Regions from separate parts of the Homo sapiens genome. Here region 2 is linked to region 1. Evidence: read pairs that join two places in POLR2A ChIA-PET (ENCODE). Cell type or tissue: Panc1. All regions are shown on one strand.

Evidence for each region. Peaks named below come from ENCODE experiments on the same cell type or tissue, not always from the same donor. Only the 100,000 strongest peaks of a DNase experiment are listed, where the experiment ranks them.
Region 2: POLR2A ChIA-PET joins it to region 1 with 10 read pairs; 1 of 35 experiments calls an interaction of 5 or more read pairs at or near these places.

Annotation. Positions count from the first base shown.
Region 1 is chr14:68,003,627-68,006,126 of GRCh38, forward strand. The region is part of intron 7 of RAD51B (RAD51 paralog B); the gene reads left to right. Among named protein-coding and RNA genes, the nearest start is that of RAD51B, 190 kb to the left of the region's middle. In Panc1, no CTCF peak of the experiment used is centred here; no DNase peak of the experiment used is centred here; H3K27ac peaks cover 195 bases.
Region 2 is chr14:67,772,767-67,775,266 of GRCh38, forward strand. ZFYVE26 (zinc finger FYVE-type containing 26) reads right to left here. Exons shown (of 42, transcript NM_015346.4): 27 at 2,250-2,348. Among named protein-coding and RNA genes, the nearest start is that of ZFYVE26, 43 kb to the right of the region's middle. In Panc1, no CTCF peak of the experiment used is centred here; a DNase peak (open chromatin) is centred at 1,335.

The sequences.
Region 1 (2,500 bases):
CCCATTCAGTATGATATTGGCTGTGGGTTTGTCATACATGGCTTTTATTATTTTGAGGTATGTTTCTTCAATACCTAGTTTATTGAGAGTTTAAACATGAAAGGATGTTGAATTTTATTGAAGGCCTTTTCTGCATCTGTTGAGATAATCGTGGTTTTTTTCTAGTTCTATTTATGTGATGAATTACATTTATTGATTTGCATATGTTGAACCAACTTTGCATCCCACGGATGAAGCCTACTTGATTGTGGTGGATAAACTTTTTGATGTGCTGCTGGATTGAGTTTGCCAGTAAAATTTTGTAATTTTTAATATCTACTAAGATAAATCATATGGCTTTTTTATCCCATTAATGTGGTAGATTATGTTAATGGCTTTTGTAGTGTTAAATCATCCTTGCATTGCCAAATAAACTATACTTAGTTATTTAAAAAGAATATATTGCTGTAATCCCAGCACTTTGGGAGGCCGAGGTGGGCGGATCACAAGGTCTGGAGATCAAGACCATCCTGGCTGACACGGTGAAACCCTGTCTCTACTAAAAATACAAAAAGAAATTAGCCAGGTGTGGTGGCGGGTGCCTGTAGTCCCAGCTACTCGGGACGCTGAGGCAGGAGAACGGCGTGAACCCGGGAGGTGGAGGTTGCAGTGAGCTGAGATCGCGCCACTGCACTCCAGCCTGGGCAACACAGCAAGACTCCGTCTCAAAAAAAAAAAAAAAAAAAAAAAGAATATATTGGTGGATTTTTTTGTTACTATTTTGTTTAAGAATTCCTTGTAGTTTTTGTTTGTAGTACCGATTTTTCTTTCTAGATTATAGAAGAAGCTCAGCAGCTTTCTTCATTTTCTATTCTCTGGAAAAATTTTTATAACATAGGATTTTCTCATCATGAAGATATGGTAAAACTTATTTCCACATCCTCCATACTTGATGGAGTTTCTAAGTAGGAGGGCTTTTAAAAATAATTTATAAATTGAAATATAATGTATTTATGGGAAAATTGCACAAATGATAAATGTAGCTGTAGCTCAATGAATTTTCACAAACTGAACAATCTCATGTAACCAGAATCCAGATGAAGAAACAAAAAATTACCAATGTCCCAGAAGCCCCCACTGTGTGCCCTTTCAGCCACTGCCTTTTCTGAGGGTGACCACCTACTCCAGTTTCTAAACTGTGTATTTTAGGGGGGTTTGGTTCGTTTTTGAACTGTATACAGATGAAATTATACAGAATGCTTTTTTTTTGGTATATGGCCTTTTTCACTCTGTAGTGTATTTGTGAGATTCATCATGTTGTATTGTGTAGTTGTGGTTCATTCTGTTTGCTGTGCAGTATACTATTTTGTGATTATTCATACAATAGAACATATTACATATTTATGTATCCATTCTACCATTCTACTGTGTGTGTGTGTGTTTTTTTTTTTTTTTTTTTTTTTTTTTGAGACAGTGTCTCTCTCTGTTGCCCAGGCTGGAGTGCAATGGCAGATCTCAGCTCACTGCAACCTCCGCATCCCACGTTCAAACAATTCTCCTGCCTCAGGCTCCTGGGCAGCTGGGATTACAGGTGCATGCCACCACGCCCAGCTAATTTTTGTATTTTTAATTGAGGTGGGGTTTCACCATGTTAGTCAGGCTGATCTCGAACTCCTGACTTCATGATCTGCCTGCCTCGACCTCCCAAAGTGCTGGGATTACAGGCGTGAGCCACCATGCCTGGCCCATTCTACTGATAATGGAGTTTTGCATGCCTTCTAGTTTTAGCCTAGTGTAAATAGGGCTGCTATGGACATTTTGGTGGACTTATTTGCACATTTCTTTCAACCTAGGAGTTGAATTATTGGGTCATCAGTTATGCATGTATTTAGCTTAGTGATGTTGCCAAACAGTTAAGTTGTTGAACTAATTTATATTCTTACCAGCAGTGTTGGAGTACTGGTTGCTGCACATTCTTGTTGGGCTTCGTATTTAACTACTATATTTTAGCTACTCTAGTGGGTATATTGAATAACATGTAGTATGCTGTTAACTTGCCTTTCTTTGATGATTAAGCACATTAAACACTTTTTTCATATACTTATTGGTTATTTGTATAATTTTGGTGAAGTGATGTATTGCTTCTCGACATGCTATAAAGAAATACCTAATACTGGGTAATTTATAAAGAAAAGAAGTTTAACTGGCTTATGGTTCCATAGGCTGTACAGGAAGCATAACGGCTTCTGGGGAGGCCTCAAGAAACTTTGAATCATGGCAAAAGACAAAGGGGAAGCAGGTGCATCTTACATGGCAGGTGGAAGAGAGAGAGGAGGGATGTGCTCTACACTTTTAGCAGGAGGAAGAGAGAGAGGAAGGAGGTGATAACACTTTTAAACAACCAGGTGTCGTGAGAACTCTATGAGGAGAACAGCACCAAAGTGATGGTGCTAAACCATTTATGAAGGATCCACCTCCATGATTCAAACACCTTCCACCAGGCCCCACCTCCAACATTGGG
Region 2 (2,500 bases), 230 kb before region 1:
ATGGATAGCAAGACTCCATCTATACAAAAGAAAAAAATACAGAAGTTAGCCAGACATGGTGGTGTGTGCATGTAGTCCCAGCTACTAGGGAGGCTGAGGTGGGAGGATTGCTTGAGCCCAGGAGTTCAAGGTTATAGTAGCCATGATCATACTACTGCACTCTGGCCTGGATGACAGAGGGAGACTCTCTTAAAAAAGAAAAAGAAAAAAAGATTTAAGAGATATTTCACCAAATGCCATGCCATGTATGGACATTATTTAGATCTTGAGTCTGGAAAAAACAACTATAAAAAAATCTTGATGAGACAGCTGGAGAAATTTGAATACTGACTTGATATTTGAGAATAATAAGGAATTATTATGAATTTGTTTCTAGATGTGATAATGGTATTATGGCTTTGTTTTATGAAAGTCCTTACCTTTCAGAGATTTATACTGAAATATTTATAAATGAAATGATGTGATATCTGGTATTTGCAAATTTTCCATAATAAAAACTCATATAGGCTGGGTGCAGATTATGCCTGTAATCCCAGCACTTTGGGAGGCCAAGGTGGGAGGATCACTTGAGTTCAAGAGTTCGAGACCAGCCTAGGCAACAAAGCAAGATCCTGTCTCTACAAAAAATAAAATAATTAACCAGGCAATGGTGGTGTGTGCCTGTAGTCCTAGCTACTTGGGAAGCTGGGGCAGGAGGAACTGACCTGCAGTGAGCTCTGATGGCACCACTGCACTCTAGCCTGGGCAACAGAGTGAGATCCTGTCTCCAAAAAAAAAAAAAAAGGCGCACACACACACACACACACCCCAAAGCTGCTCAGGCTGCCATTTATGCTCAGGCTGCCATTTATACAGATGCATGAAGCTGCTCATATACTTGCAAGGCTGAGCCCTCCCCTCAGCTCGGCTGGTTACCATGAAGCATGGCTAATTCTCAAAGTATGGCCAGAAAATGCCACAGTCTGCTTTATGATATGTAAAGAGATTTCTTACCATTTAGCAGAGCAACACTGGCTGGTCACAGAAAAAGAGAGATGTAAAACATAGTGACTCTTAGTAGCACTCAGAAGAAGAGACCTTAGAATCCTGCTCCTTTGACCATTTGGCAAAACAAAACACTTGGCTGAGCTTCTTTCGAGAGTAGGCCATTGTGTGGGGGCTGGAGACCAGGGGACTGGTGAAAAGGGTGACCAAGACATGGCTGAGGGCTTCAAGGAGCTTGTGCTTTGTGTGTGACAGTATGAACTTGAGGGCTAAGTACGGTCAAGGCTCATTAATACTAGATTGCATATTTGTAAAGTTGCTTGTTTGTTAACATTTGTAACCTCAAAAACAATACTCATCTTGCTTTTGTGGTCATTTGCAAACACATGCGGTCATGAAAGTTTTGAGTCACCCAATACTCAACACTCAAATTCCCAACTGAGGTTGTTTCAACCTCTATATAACAGTGACCTGGCTGGGTGTGGTGGCTCATGCCTATAATCCCAGCATTTTGGAAGGCCAAGGCAGGTGGATCACCTGTGGTTCGAGACCAGTTTGGCCAACATGGTGAAACCCCATCTCTACTAAAAACACAAAAATTAGCTGGGTGTGGTGGCACACGCCTTTAATCCCAGCTACTCGGGAGGCTTAGGCAGAAGAATTGCTTGAATCCAGGAGGCGGAGGTTGCAGTGAGCCGTGATCGTGCCACTGCACTCCACCCTGAGCAACAGAGCAAGACTCCGTCTCAAAAAAAAAACAGTGACCAGAAGATGGGGATGGTAGCGGACAGTGCGGGGTAGTGCCAGAAGCTCAGTGCTGGGGCTAGTTGAATGGGATTTGAATCCCAATTCTGGGACCTGTTAGTGGGGGTGGCCTGAGGCAAGTCACTTAACACTTCTGAATCTCCTTTGTAGAAAAAAGGAAATAGAATAGAATCGTCTAGGAAGAGTTGTTTTTAGGATTTAAGATTACCAACTATGTGAGATACGTGTATACATGTACACATTTCCCTTAGGAACAAGAGTTCTGGATTTGCTGGTTCAGTGTGGAGACTTTATAGACATACTGCCACAAATAACAATAGTTGACTGTATGTTGAATCTTTTGAGATATATATAAATCTGGAATGAACCAAGATAAACAATTAATAATGTTGTAACTGGCAATGAAAAAAAGAAGCAAAAAAAAAAAAAAAATTCTGAAGGATAGAATAAGGCAAGACTAAACTGAAAAATTTTAGTGAATCATCAGAGCCAGTTCTTACCAGGAGGAGCAGCAGGAGAGAACTCTGCTGATGGTGATCTAGGGAGGGTCTCGGGATCTGCAGCCTGGTGGACAATTTCTTGGAGGTGAATCACAGAATCTGTAGAGAGGGAAAATGCTGACAAAATATGGTTCTACCATAAGTATCTTGATTCACCACCCTAGGCATTTAGAACAAAGCTCTGTTGGCTTCTCTGATTGTCATTCCATGACTCTACTAGGTATTAAGAGAATGGAGGAGGTACCTCTAAG